2 separate regions of the Homo sapiens genome follow, and region 2 is linked to region 1. Evidence: chromatin loops called from intact Hi-C (ENCODE). Cell type or tissue: mammary epithelial cell. All regions are shown on one strand.

What was found. Hi-C counts contacts between places; a loop is a spot of excess contacts. Peaks named below come from ENCODE experiments on the same cell type or tissue, not always from the same donor. Only the 100,000 strongest peaks of a DNase experiment are listed, where the experiment ranks them.
Region 2: it touches region 1 in a loop (7-fold over the local background); 2 of 110 quality-filtered maps call a loop at or near these places.

The regions. Positions count from the first base shown.
Region 1 is chr2:53,307,498-53,315,497 of GRCh38, forward strand. No RefSeq gene overlaps it. Among named protein-coding and RNA genes, the nearest start is that of CHAC2, 460 kb to the right of the region's middle. In mammary epithelial cell, no CTCF peak of the experiment used is centred here; DNase peaks (open chromatin) are centred at 4,324 and 6,334; H3K27ac peaks cover 4,189 bases.
Region 2 is chr2:53,400,217-53,408,216 of GRCh38, forward strand. No RefSeq gene overlaps it. Among named protein-coding and RNA genes, the nearest start is that of CHAC2, 360 kb to the right of the region's middle. RefSeq lists an enhancer at 3,686-4,885. In mammary epithelial cell, no CTCF peak of the experiment used is centred here; DNase peaks (open chromatin) are centred at 3,985, 7,345 and 7,645; H3K27ac peaks cover 5,432 bases.

The DNA.
Region 1 (8,000 bases):
ACCAAAATGGTGAAACCCTGTCTCTACTAAAAATACAAAAATTAGCTGGGTGTGGTGGTGGGTGCCTATAATCCCAGCTACTTGGGAGGCTGAGGCAGGAGAATTGCTTGAACCCAGGAAGCGGAGGTTGCAGTGAGCCGAGATCACACCACTGGACTCCAGCCTGGGCGACAAGGGAAAAACTCGGTCTCAAAAAAAAAAGGAAAACAGAAAAAAAAACCTGTTGATTAGCTGGTTGAATGAAAAGCAAACAATTCTATTCAATACTCTCAAAATCCTGATTCAGATGGAAAACTTGTTCATCAGAGCCATGTATATCAATTGCTCTCTTTATGGACTCTATGGCCTTTTTCCATATAAAATGTTACTGTTTCACAAAATTTTACTTCCCCATCAGCAAGCACTGGTGATGTGATCTCTCTTTCTGCATACAGATTGCCATTAAAATGATCAACAGGCAGTCACATAGAAGCTCCTCATCCACTCAGACCAAAAGAGGCTCCTAAGCTATCCTTCTGGATTTCTATCATCTTTTAAAACATAAATATAAAATCTTAGTGGAAACTACTCCACCAAAAGATTTGCTTCTTTCTTCTAGTATGTGATTACAGTAAATAAAATTCAAGGCTCTGTGAAAGATGTGGCCTCAGTAAACTATATAAATTAGCAACAGTGAATGGAACTTTTCCAGTGAGACATGTATAAGAAAAAACTACTCAGTAGTCTATAAAAAACAAAACAAAAAAAAAACAGACCTTGCCTGTAAGTTAACACAGACTCTTTTTGACGCCTGAAAAATCTTTCTGACCCTGGATTTTCTCATTTCAAAAGCAACCTTATCCAGCAATCTCACTTAAGTGACTTCAGCATAAGGAGGAACCACATAAGAGCAAAATCTAATTTGAGGATATAGGAATTCATTGTAGCCCCACATGCATGCAATTATCAACAATTGGAAACAACTTACATGGCAATAAAATGCTATGCTTCATTTAAAATTACCAATATGTATTGCCATAGAAAGGGGCCCATGACATTGCTGACAAAAAAAAAGTAGGCTATAAAGAATGTATGGAAAGAGGTTCAAAAAGATGCTTTCTAAAAGAGCAATAGTGGTTATCACAGGATTGTGATATTTGAGATAGTTTTTACCGCTTTGCTTTTACTTCTGTGTATCATTCAAATTTCTACATCCAGTATAAAGTTTCCTTCATTCCCTCTCCTCTCTCTTTAAACCCTCAACTCTAACCCACCTCCATCCCCTTTTCTTGCCTCATCCCACGGAGAAAACAAAAACCATCAGACCATGTATTCATTTCCTAGGATTGCTGTAACACAAACTGAGTGGCTTCACAACAGAAATGTGTTGTCTCAATTCTAGGAGCTAAAACTCCAAGATCAACATGTCAGAAGGGTTCTGTCTGAGGGCTGTGAGTGGTTGCTGGCAGTCTTTGGCATTCCGAGTAAAGTAGATGCATCACCCTGATCTCTCCTTCATCTTCACATGGCATTCTCCTTCTTTTCACTCTGGGGACTGTTGTGGGGTGGGGGGAGGGGGGAGGGACAGCATTGGGAGATATACCTAATGCTAGATGACGAGTTAGTGGGTGCAGCGCACCAGCATGGCACATGTATATATATGTAACTAACCTGCAGAATGTGCACATGTACCCTAAAACTTAAAGTATAATAAAAAAAAAAAAAACCTGACATCTAGACCAATGGAACAGAATAGAGAGCCAAGAAATAAATTCACGTATTTACAAACCAATTCATTTTCAGCAAAAGTGCTAAGAACACACAATGAGGAAGAAACAGTCGCTTTAGTAAGTGGTGTTGGGAAAACTGGATATCCATAAGCAGAAGAGTAAAATTAGATCCTATCTCACACCGTCTACAAAACTCAATTCAAAATGTATTAGAGACTTAAGCATAAGACCTGAAACTATAAAACTACTAGAAGAAAAACTAGGGGAAATCTCTATGACATTGGTCTGTGCAATTTTTTTTATATGACAACAAAAGCACAGGGAACAAAAACAAAAATAGACAAATGGGATTATATCAAACTAAATACCTTCTGCACAGCCAAGGAAACAATCAACAAAATAAAGAAACAACCTATGAGACAGGAGAAAATACCTGCACACCATATATCTGATAAGGAGTTAGTATCCCAAATATGTATGGAACTCAAACAACTCAATAGCAAGAAAACAAATAACCCAATTAAAAAATGGACAAAGGAGCTAAATAGACATTTCTCAAAAAAAGACACAGAATGGCTAAGAGGTGTATGAAAAAGTGCTCAACATCACTAATCATCCGGGAAATGCAAATCAAAACCACAGTGAGATATCAGCTCACACCTGTTAGGATGGCTAGACTAGATAAAAGATAAGTTTTGGCAAGGATGTTGAGAAAAGGGAATTCTCACACAGGGTTGATGGGAATGCAAGTTAATACAACCATTGTGGAAAATTGTATGGAGGTCCCTCAAAAAATTAAAAATAGAACTACAATATGATCCACTACTGGATATATATACAAAGAAAATGAAATCAGTATGTTGAAGAAATATCTGCATTCCCATGTTCATTGCAGTATTATTCACAGAAGTAAAGATATAGAATCAACCTAAGTGTCCATCAATGGATGAATGAAGAAAATGTGATATTTATAAAATGTGACATACACCGTATATGAATACTACACTATTCAGCTTTTAAAAAGTAAGAAATCTTGGCCAGGCGTGGTGGTTCACGCCTGTAATCCCAGCACTTTGGGAGGCCGAGGTGGGGCGATCATGAGGTCAAGAGATCGAGACCATCCTGGCTAACATAGCGAAATCCTGTCTCTACTAAAAATACAAAAAATTAGCCGGGCGTGGTGGCAGGCGCCTGTAGTCCCAACTCCTTGGGAGGCTGAGGCAGGAGAATGGCATGAACCCGGGAGGCAGAGCTTGCAGTGAACGGAGATCGCGCCACTGTACTACAGCCTGGAGCGAGATTCCGTCAACGTGGATGAACCTGGAGGACATTATACTAAGTGAAATAATCCAGGCACAGAAAGACAAATACCTCATGATCTCATTTATATGTGGAGTCTTAAAAAGTTAAAACTCATAAAGCAGAGAGCAAAATGTTGGTTACCATGTGCTAGGAGAATGAGGTGTGAGGAAGACTGGGTAATGTTGGTCAAAGGATATAAAACTTTAGTTAGATAAGAGGAATACATTTAAGAGATCTATCGTAAAACATGGTGACTATAGTTAACAACAATGTATTGTACTACTGAAAATCACTAAGAGAGTAAATTATAAGTGTTCTCACCAGAAAAAAAAATAAGTGAGGTAATGCATATGTTAATTAGCTTGACTTGCATTTCATAATGTATACATATTCAAAACATCATGTTGTACATTTTAAAATATACAAATTTTATTTGTCAATTTAAATAATTAATAATTTTTTAATATTCTGAATATGGTGGTTACTTCTTTCATAGTTGTATACAATATGTTAAGAAAACCTCCTAAAAACAACGCCATCATTTTATAACCTTCTACTATCGTATAAAAATGGCCAAGAAAAAGAGTAGCAGAAATGTTTAGCTTTAGACAAAGAATATAAATGTAAATATTAAGTCTTTATTAAGCTCTTACTACGTATCAGGCACTCTACCAAGCATGTACCTAAAGAAGTACTCTGTTCCCTTGTGCATGGTAGCATGACTGACATGTAGTTAAGAGCTTAAAAATCTTCCATATTTGGTCCTGCTTATAGAACTTATAGCCTTAGAACACATAGCATGCAATTACGGCACAGAATAATAGATGTTAATACATGAGCAGAATGGGAGCAAAAATAAGGAGCATGTAATTCCATCTTTTAGGCACCATGGATAATTTTCCAAAATAAAGATGACGCTTCTTCAGAGACATGAAGGACTTAGGATTGTTGGCCTAGCTTAGAGTCAAAAAGAAACATCTGGGAAAATACATTCTCACCAGTCTATTGGGTTCATTAACACCTTTTACTGTCTCTCCCCATTTTCTCACACAGGATGTTAACCTCCGGCAAAGTCCTTCCAGTCTGGCATATTTCCAAGCATTTTCTCTCACTTGTGTTCATAATAAATACATGAAGTCTACTCCCTCTTGTATATCATAAAATGGACTGTTTTCCCTTTTACTTTCAAACTAACAGATCTACCTTTCCCTTTCTACCTTCTTCCTTCTCCCTTCCTTCTCTCTCCCTCTCTTTCCCTCCCTCCCTCCTTCTCTCTCATACACACACACACACACACACACACACAGAGCCAGTCCTGAGAACAATCAGGACTCAGCCAAAGACAGCCCCTCCCCTCTAATGACTAAGGCTTTCTGACTGAGTCAGGTTCAGGTGTCTAGCTGCGGGCAAAAGGCTCCTCTGTCCTCTAATCAGTGTTGTCTATTTGCAGGCTGTGTAGAGCCTAATAAAACAAAGTTCTGGCTGGGCATGGTGGCTCACACCTGTAATCCCAGCACTTTGGGAGGCCTAAGCGGGCAGATTGCTTGAGGTCAGGAGTTTGGAACCAACCTGGCCAACATGGTGAAACCCCGTCTCTACTAAAAATACAAAAAATCAGCCAGACATGGTGGTGCATGCCTGTAGTCCCAGCTACTTAGGAGGCTGAGGCAGGAGAATCGCTTGAGCACTGGAGGCAGAGGTTGCAGTGAGCCGAAATCGTGCCACTGCACTCGAGCCTGGGTGACACAGTAAAACTCCATCTCAAAAACAAAATAGTTCTAGAAATTACTGCTTCTTCCACACCCACACACGCTCCCAAAAAGAAAGCATAAGCTCTATGAGGATAGAATTTTTTTTCTGTTTTGGCCACTGCTTTATCCCAAATGACTAGAACAGCATCTGGCATGTACTATGCACTCAGAGAATATTGATGGAATGAATGAATGATGGGACCAATCCAACAGTTTCCCAGTCATGCCAAGATATGATTAAACCTGGCATGAGATCAAACTGGTACCCCTGTTACACTAAGATTCAAGGAACACATAAAAATAAAGAAGATGCAGCAAATTAAGAAATCTGTATTAGTCAGAGTTCTCTAGACAGACAGAACCACCAGACAGATGGACGGGTGGGTGGGTAGATAGATAGATAGACAGTTAGATAAGAGATGGGATTTGTTAGGGGAATTGGCTCATGTACTCATGGAGGCTGAGAAGTCCCATGATAGGCTATCTGCAAGCTGGAGACCCCGGGATGCTGTCAGCATGGATCAGTGTAGTCCAAAGGCCTTAGAATGAGAGAAGCAGATGATGTAATTCTCATTCCAAGGCCAAAGGCCTGAGAACCCAGAAGCCTGCTGATATAAGTCCTGGAGTCCGAAGGCCTGGGAGCCTGGAGTTCTCGTCCAAGGACAGGAGAGGAATAGTGTATCTCAGCTCCAGCAGATAGATCAACATATTTGCCTTTTCTCTATTTTTGTTCTGTCTGTGCTCCCAACAGATTAGATGTACCCGCCCACACTGAAGGCAGATCTTCCCTGCCTAGTCCACTCAGACTCACACGCTAACCTCTTCTGGAAACACCCTCACAGACACACCCAAAAATAATCCTTCACCAGTCACCAGGTTTCTAGATATTATTGAATTCAGTCAAGTTAATATCTAAAATTAACCATCACAGTATCTGAATTCACAGAAAGACAGTCTTAATAAACATAAAATTACACTGCTGTTAATAAATAATCAGGCAAAAAATTTACAGTTTTCAAAAATGTGGGTTGGTTGATATATATATATTTTCATGTTATAAGGAAAATGACTATTTATGACTTAACAATTTTTAAAGGACTTGAATACATCATTCAACATTCTACTGTCTGGAGAATTAATTTGATTACATGTCTAAAGTGACTAATAAAGAGCTGTGAGTTAAGTTGATCCTGCTGTCTTGATAAGCTATTATGGCAGAAAAGACCACTAACTGTGCTAAGAAGAAAATAAGTTCCAAGGGTCCTTTTCAATCCAAGAAATCAAAGCAATTAATATAATTCATACAAAGGACATAAAACACTAAAATCATGAAAAAGTAAAATTAAAATATATGAATAGGCCAGGCGAGGTGGCTTATGCCTTTAATCCCAACACTTTGGGAGGCTGAGGTGGGCAGATCACCTGAGGTCAGGAGTTCAAGACCAGCCTTGCCTACGTAGTGAAACCATGTCTCTACTAAAAATACAAAAGTTAGCCGGGTGTGGTGGCACATGCCTGTAATCTCAGCTACTCAGGAGGATGAGTCAGGAGAATCACCTGAACCCAGGAGGCTGAGGTTGCAGTGAGCCAAGATCGTATCACTGGACTCCAGCCTGGGTGACAGAGTGTGACTACGTCAAGAAACAAAGAGAAAGAGAGAGAGAGAGAGAGAGAGAGAGGGAGACAGAGAGACAGACAGAGACAAAGAGAGAGAAACAAAAAAGAAGAGAAGAGAGAAAGAAAGAAGAAAAGGAGGGAAGGAGGTAAGGAAGGAAAAGAAAAGAAAGGAAGGAGAGAAAGAAAGGAAAGAAAGGAAAGGAAAGGAAAGGAAGTAAAGAGAAAAGAAGAGAGCGAGAGAGAGAGAAACAGAGAAAGAGGAAAAGGAAAAGGAGATGAATAACTGCAAAGGATCAGGACTAATATTCCTGAGAGCTGTGACACATGTTATTGAATACCTTTCTTTATATCTCCTGTCATAGTGTTCCACAGAATTTGAATATTAGTATCCAATAGCTACTGATGCCTGTGAACTGAACCCCACAAGAGGCTGAGTGCTTCCTGCAAGACCAGCAAAACATCAAGTCAGCATGGGCTCTCAGAAAGTATGTATTAGATTTCATTTTACAACATTTTGAAGCTCCCCCAAACACCATGGCAAACACTACTCAAATTCTCCCAGTAATCCAGGTGTTCCAACACAAAATGTGTGCTGAACCCACCACACCACAGCTGTCTTTGTAACAGGTTTTTTGAGTCTTCCTGCTACTACTTGTCACAGCATGGCAAACTCCAAACATTCCCATCACCAAAATACATCCCAACATTGTAGAATAGTTAAGTCTTTCTCAAATACATCACAAACAATAATCCTATATGTCTATGTTTTTATAATACAAAACAATGACTTTGGTCAACAATTAAAAAACATTTACTAAGTTCAATAACAATAGAAGGAGTCCAGGACATGCCAGTCTCATATAAAAGGTGTTCTCACTGATAAAACTGAGAACAAATAAGATGATAAATCATTTGCCCAAATACAAAGTCCAGCAATATTTTAAAATAAGCCTGAAATCTGAACCTCCTGAGAGGATCTTAACGTAGCTCACCTGTCATAGCATTCCAGGAAAAGCTAAGAGATAAGGAGATTGCAGAGAAACAAATGAGAATGTGTGCTTTTATATAAAGTTAGACTCCCATGGGCTTTTGATAAAGTCCTTCAGATGAGTCAAATCAGTTGGTATGTTACAGAAATTTGCAAATTAAGCATTGGTTTAAGAGATTAAAAGGCGTATCAGTAGTAAATGAACAAGTCACAGAGATAACAAGTAAAATCAAAGACAAGGCAAGATGTTAGAAGTTGAAGGGTAGTTCTCCGAAAGAAACTAATTCATTTTGGTTAATTAGAAGTAGAAGAAATATTGTATTATGAGTAACGTTGAATATTTAGACAAATGTTTACACAAAATGTCAAGGAAGTAGGCATAACCTTTAGAATTGCACAGAGTCCCTATGTGCAGGACTTACAGCCTAACAAACCAAACCAAATGAGGTCGCAACTGACTTAGGGACAAGCAGGGTCACAGAGTAACACCCCATGCAGAAGTCCAGACTGATTAGTAATGATGAGTCTTTTCCAAATGTTCAGGGACTACAACAATAGTGAGGCTAATGCCAACATTTGGAAAACCATTCCCATGGGGCCCAGGTCTTTACTACAAATCATTAAGGCTGACTG
Region 2 (8,000 bases), 93 kb after region 1:
CACTGTTGGTGGGACTGTAAACTAGTTCAACCATTGTGGAAGTCAGTGTGGCGATTCCTCAGGGATCTAGAACTAGAAATACCATTTGACCCAGCCATCCCATTACTGGGTATATACCCAAAGGACTATAAATCATGCTGCTATAAAGACACATGCACACATATGTTTATTGCGGCACTATTCACAATAGCAAAGACTTGGAACCAACCCAAATGTCCAACAATGATAGACTGGATTAAGAAAATGTGGCACATATACACCATGGAATACTATGCAGCCATAAAAAATGATGAGTTCATATCCTTTGTAGGGACATGGATGAAATTGGAAACCATCATTCTCAGTAAACTATCACAAGAACAAAAAACCAAACACCGCATATTCTCACTCATAGGTGGGAATTGAACAATGAGATCACATGGACACAGGAAGGGGAATATCACACTCTGGGGACTGTGGTGGGGTCGGGGGGAGGGGGGAGGGATAGCATTGGGAGATATACCTAATGCTAGATGACACATTAGTGGGTGCAGTGCACCAGCATGGCACATGTATACATATGTAACTAACCTGCACAATGTGCACATGTACCCTAAAACTTAGAGTATAATAAAAAAAAAAAAAGAAAGAAAAAAAAAAAAAAAAGAAATTATATTTAAGGAATTTGAGAGCTCTTCCATTGACAAATATAACTATTCAATTTTTTGTAATAACATGAAGACATTTTAAATCCAATTGAAATTTTCATATCAAGTATTTCAAAATAATGAGGAAGCCTTGATTTTTAGAATACATATATTTTAGAACAAAACCCTATAGCTAGCCTGGACATAAGTAAAACGGCCCATCCATGGATGGACAGAAGTATCTGATATTTGACAAGAAAGAGCTTCTTGATTCCCATCTGGGGGTGCAGTCACAAGGAACCTCCATCTAGCCTGCCAGCCCCACCACCATCCCACTGGCATCACCTTAACCTACACCCTTGGCTGGTGCTCTTAAGACACCTAGAACATGAGATCATTCAGTAGTGCCCAGACTTCTTATGCATACTGAGCAGCAGAATGCCCTGCAACAGGCTGCTGGAGGAGATGAGGAGGGAGGCATGCCCTGGTACCGAAGCTAGGCCGGATAAGTACCTTTGCCATCCCCAGCACACATGGGGAGTGTGCTACCAGACGCTGCTCCTGGCTACCCTCTAAGAAGCCTTAGATAAAACTGCTCCCTCCAGAGACAGCTACCTGGGAGTTCCAGTTACCCCAGCCTTCCTAAGGGCTTAGGGGACCATTATCTTAGCATGCCATGGCAAACCCTATAAGAAGCTCTAGGATAGGGAGAAAACACAATCATTTTAAATAAGTATGGCATGTAAGTTCATTTTTCTAGTAGATATTCAGATGTGCTAACATTCACTGCTTACAGAAGAACTTTTCAGTGTCTCACCTTTCTTTTCTGAAATGTGACATGGCTCCAGACTTAAAGGACCCTTAGTTGCATGTTGTGAATATCAAATAAACTTCTGACCTGAAAAAGAAACACAGAAAGATCACCAAATAAAACTGTCATAACACAGCTGTCACTGACTCATTCATTCAAGTACCCCTTATTAAGCACCCCTTATGTGACAGGAAATATTTTAGACACTGAGAATAAACTACTAAACAAAACAGACAAAATGTCTTCCTTCAACGAACTTACTTTTCACAGGGGAGAGGAATACATGTTAAAAATATTAATGAAGAAGAAATTATATAGTATTATAAAGTATGTGCTACCAAAAAAAAAAAAAAAAAAAGAGGGATAGAGAGTGCTGAAGTGGAAGAAAGTTCAGGAAGTTTGTGATTTTAAATACAACGGTCAGAAAACACCTTGCTGAGAAGGGGACGTTTGAGCAAAGATTTGAAACAGATGAGGAAACTGGCAACATGGATGTCTGAAAGGGAATCACTGCAGAAAATGGAACTGCGAGGCCCTGGGGAGAGCATGAGCGTTTTCAGGGAACAGAAAGGAAGCTGGTGAGACTGAGCAGAGTGGAAAAAGGGGAAGGCTGTGAGCAGAATGTTACATCTTCACTTGGGGTATGAGGGGTAGATTCTGTAGAGCCCGATAGGCCACTGGCTTCTACTCTACATGAAATGGGGAGCCACTGGAAGGTGTTAAGCAAAGGAGGAACATGAGTTAAGTTTCAACAAGATTACTCTTGTTAAAAGAGTGATCTTGTGTTGAGCATAGCCATAAGGAGGTGTGGTAGCATCAGGGAGTGAATTCAAAGGTGGCTGCAATAATACAGGTGAGTGGTAACAGTAGCTTGGACCAGGAAAGCAGTGTGGATGGCAAGAAGTGATCAGATTTTGGAAGTGTTTCTTATCAAGAATTTCCTGTTGGATTGCATGTAGGACATGAGAGAAAAGAAAAGTCATGGGCAATTCCAAGGTATTTGACTTGAACAATTGAAAAGGAGTCATCATTTATTGAGATGTGGAACAGCTTTAGGATAAGAGAAAATCTGCAGATCAGTTTGGGAATGCTAAATTTTAGATACTTATTATTATCCAAATGGAGTTGTTGAGGAGGCACACAGATATATGTGTCTGGAGTTCAAGGGAGAGAAAGCAAAAAGAGATCTCTTGAAACCAAGAGAATCTTGCAAATAAAAGTTCATGTTTAGGAAAATGACCAAAATAGTAAGACAAAATGTCTAAACCCGAAAGGCCCAAGAATGGGTCCTGAAGAGAGTGATGTGGTATGAGGGGCTTTCCAATAACCCACCCTACAGTCTGAGAAGTTTTTCTAAAATGGAGGCCTGATTATGCTATCCCTCTGCTCAGGACTCTTGTACAGCCCCCAGGCTCTAAGAATGCAGTGCAAACTCCTTAGCATGACTTGAACCCTCATCATCTATCCCCTGCTTAATGATTCATTCAGCCTCATTTTTTGCCACAACATTCCTCCCAATCCCTTGCCCCCACAAAAGCATTCTCCAAAGAGGCTGGCTGACTTTTTAAAACTCAACACTTATAGCTATCTCTGATTTTTCCCTTCCCCACTCTCTTACCCAGACTAACCCCTATTGCTCTTTCAAGTTTCTGATAAGATATTGTCTCATTCCTTATTCTCATTGCCTTTTAACCCACTAGGTTAGAAGCTCTGTGAAAGGCAATGTATTAGTTTTTTGTAGCTGCTGTAACAAATCACTACAAAATTGGTGGCTTACAACAGTAGAAATTTATTCTTTCTCAGTTTTGGAGACCAAAAGTTGGCTGTTTTGGTGGGCTGAAATAGAGTTGTGGGAAGGGCCCCACTCCAGATGGAGGCTCTGGGGGAGAATCCTTTTTGTGGCCTTTTCCTTCTTCTGGAAGCTGTCCTGCCTCCGAGGCCCACGGCTCTGCACCTCCCCTTGCTTTATCATATTGCCTTCTTCCTCTTCTCTCACATTCCCTCTGCATCCCTCTTAGAAGGACACTGTGATTTCATTCAGGGCCCACCCAGATAATCCAGAATATTCTCCCCACAACAAGATCCTTAATTTCATCACATCTGCAAAGTCTCTTTTATTATATAGGGTAACATATTCACCGGTTCTGTGGATTAGGACTTGGATCATTATTTGTGGTCATTATTCAGCCTACTACAGTCAAGACTGGCTGTTCTATTCATCACAATATCCCCAGCAGCTAGTGCTGCATCTGCCATATAAGAACCCAGTTAATAGTACTGAAGAATACGTGAATGAATTTAGTGAGTTTTTATCACCCGAATGCCTCATTAATCTTCCTCATAGACACAACAAGAGATAAGTCATTACAGTAGTCACTCTTCTCCGTTTCACTTTCTGTGGTTTCAGCTACCCATGGACAACTTCAGTTTGAAAATATTAAATGGAAATTTTCAGAAATAAACAACTCACAAGTTTTAAACTGGGCATTTTCCTGAATAGCATGATAAAATCTTGCACCATTCTACTCCATCCCACCCAGGATATGAATCATCTCTGCCCAGCATATCCATGCTGTATATGCTACCTGCCTGTTAGTCACTCAGCAGTCATCTGAGTTTCCTTGTGATCACTAGATTACAAGAAAAAGGAGGGTGAGTATGGTGCATGAGATATTTTGAGAGAGACCACATTCACATAACTTTTATTACACTGTATTGTTACAATTGTTCTATTTTATTATTAGTTATTGTTGTTAGTCTCATACTGTGCCTAATTTCAAAGTAAATTTTATCATACATATGTATATATAGGAAAAAACATAGTATAGGGTTTGGCAGTATCCATGGTTCCAGGCATCCACTGGCGTCTTGGAACATATCACTCACAAATAAGAGGGGGCTCCTGAATCTCTTATCAACTTATTTTTGATAAACAAAAAGAAGTTTTCATTTGATCAAACAGCTTTTTCTCCTAGTATCAGATTTGACAAAGTTTATTAAGCTAGGGAAAAAAAAAATCCTTCGTCAGGTTATTGAGATGAAATACAGAAAACGGCACTGGGGTTCTTATCAAACTTAAATCTTACTGTAAACTTCTAATTGCCTCCCCAAAATGCAAATAATAAATCCTTTTGGGAAGACTATAGCTTGCCGTGAGAATGGTTAATAAGGGTTGGTGTGGGGGATTCAGTTACCAGGAATGAATGAGGTCCTGGGAGTCCAGGTCCCAAGGACACATGTGAGGTTTAATTTTCTCATCTTTATCATCCCAAAATGCCCCCTTTCTGATTAAGTCCCAGTAATGTTCCCTTGCATAACACAGTTCATTTAAAAGTTTAAATTCATGAGAAAATGATATAAAGAAAATATAAAACACAGCTAAGTAATTTTAAAGAAAATGTGACTAAGGGCTACTCATGGTACATGACTATGGTACATGTCTACCCAGAATAAAAACATTTCCCATCTTCCCTTCCAGCTAAGTGCAGCCAGATGACGAGTTGCTGAAAAATGGAGTATAAATGGAAAGCTGTACGTAAAACTTCTAATAAGTGCCCTTAAAGGAAGAAGAATGATCTTTTTCTCCTACCTTTTTCCTTACTCCTGGCTAGAGAGTAGGCATGATGATTAGAGTTCAAGCAGCTATCTTGGAACATAAGGCATCAAATTAAGAATAACAGAGCACTAAGAGAGAAGAAACTGAATCCTGATAATCATGCAACTACCATAAAAATCCTGGATTCCCTACCTCTGGAGTCCTCTGTGTTGAACAGAAATATACTTCTACCTTATGTAAGCCACTGTTATTTGTATTTATCTGTTATGTGTAGCTGAATCTAATCCAAAGTGATTCAGAATGTGGATACCTGGAAGTGGGCACCTAAAAAATATCAAGTATTGGCTTCTAAGGTGTGGTGGGTAGTAGGTCACAACAAATTATTAGAGGGTGGAAATCTAGGAACCCTCTTTTCATGATGGCACAGTTCCCTCATAACATGGTGGCTTGTTTCTAAGAGAAAGCATCCTAGAAAGACAGGTAGAAGCTGCATCACCTTTTATGATGTTGCCTTGGAAGTCACTTGGTGCCATTCTGCCATACTCTTTTGTTGAGGCAGTCAAAAGGTGCAAGTTTCAAGGAGAGGAAACAGAGACTCTACTTCTTGATGGGGAAATAACTGCTTATTTTGTAAGAAGAACTCGTAGGATGGAAGATATTGTTACATCCATCTTTAGCCAGGGGAAGGTCTATAACTGTCTATACTTCAGAATACAATTCCTGCCCTACTCCCCCCAACAAAACAGCAAAAATAATAAGTGATGTGAAAGATTCCATGGGGCTTACTAACCATTGTCCTCAGAGATGTCCTTGCATGGAAATAGAAAAGAAAAAACTTTCCAGGAGCAAATCCAGAGCAACACAGGACAATGGATGAGGGAGTTCCTTCCAAAGAACAGAATCAGAGGTTTTTGGGTGGCTAATCAAGGAACTTATCCCTCACATTCCTGCCTGCAGGGAATTTATAATTACTAAGGACCAGTGAATGATGGTTGTTTCCATTCTATCCATTTCTAAATGGGAGTTTTTATTGCAATTATCGTATTCCTTCTCCGCAATACAGTATGTTAGTTGTGTTTATGGCAATTTGTCTTTTAATTTATGCACTACCAGAACTTAAAAAGTCATACCCAAGCTTCATGGATAGGTTTGCCTAACTCTCAGAGATCCTGGACTTTGAACTACAATTAGTAAATTAATGGGATTCAGGGTTGCCTCCCTAAAAAGGAAGAGGGTGGCCAAAAATCCAAATTTGCCCCAAATGTTCATGTTCTCCTTTTTCCATAAGAATAGAGCCTTGCATTTTTAGCTAGGCACTTGACCCCACAGAAAACTAACCATACCCCAGCATTCACTGGAGCTGGGAGTTGGCATGTAATTAAGTTCTGGAACATGGAAACATCATATGTAACTTCCAGGAAGTGTCCTTAAATAAAGAAGACATGCCCTTCCTCAATCCCTTCTCCTTGTTGCTAACTGGAAGACCAAAGTGAATTCAAGTGACCATCTTGGGCCATGAAGCAGACACACTATGCTGCTAGAGTAACAAAAAAATGAGGATTGCAGCTCCTTGATGACTGCTAAGCTTCCATACTAAACCTGGAATGTTTACTTCAAGATTCCTTTATATAAGATAAAAACAAACTTCTATTTGTTTAAGCTGTTATTTGGGATTCTTCTGTTTGCACACCAAATCCTAATTGATATAGCATATAGCTGAATGGAGGAAGATGCTATAATGTCAAGTAGATTAAAATAAACGTTAGTCATATAACAACATCCTGCTTCACAAAAAAATTGAGTGACAAAAAGTGATTCAGAGATGTCCTCTGTCACCACATGGCAGCCAAAGATAGCTTTCAAAATTTGAATTAGATCTCATTAACGCTCTAGTTTAAAATTAAAATCTCTATCTTATAATCCTTAAAATTAAAAATCTCTATCCTATAATTTCCCCTGGGATAAATCTCCTTAACCTAATATGATATTCCCTGTGTAATCTGGTCCCTTCTACCACTCCAATCTGACTTACTCCCAGAATCCTATCCCACTTTGAGATCTGCCCACACTGGCTTTTCAGCTCCTATTACTCAGAACCATAGCCGGGGGTATTAAATTATACAACTGGTCCCCTGAATACATTCTCCAATACAACTGGTCCCCTGAATACATTCTCCAAAATAGGTACCTATTTTAAAGTAAAATTTAGCATGACAACTATTAATATTATGGAGAATTAATGCAAGATCATGATATATGTAAACAGAAACCGAAAAGGTGGCTTTTCACGTTACCTCCCACACTACTGGCCTGGTTCATCCCTGACTCACTCCAAAAATTTTAAAACCTAGCTCTGCCCTGAATCTTATTCACCATGTTCCCTCTCACATCATACTCTTCCATTATCTCTTCATCCAGATAATTTTTATTATTTTTCGTATATCAAATATCCCTACCAAATTTCCCCATTATAGTTGCTCATCATGCCCATACATTGCTATTATTTCTTGATGATATATCAGTTTCCTCATGGAAACATGTGCACTTGTTTCTGTGAATATTTACAAATACCAGTTTTCTCCCACTAGACTGTGAGTTCCATGAGTCAGAAAATATGTTGGTCTTAGTTCATCAATGTATCCCTGGAGTACAATAATGTACCTAACATATTGTAGACTCTTAATAAATACCTGTTGAATGAATCATTGAGAAACCTACGGCTGAGACCAAAAGAATTACAAAATTCGTACATCAAAAGTAAAAGAAAGAGCTGGGGGAAAAGCAAGAAGTAATGATGGCATGAACATGGATGGTAAGTTTAGAGAAGGGCGGGTAATAAATGTGCTACAAAGCACTTATTCTAGGTGATGAGAGAAACAGAAAAGAGTACAAAGCATAGTGCCTACCCGTTGGAGGCACAGAGGCATAATAAGGCTTATGCAAAAAAAAAAAAAAAAAAAAAAAAGTCAATTAACAATGAAAGGTAGAAAAAAATGTGAGACCAAGG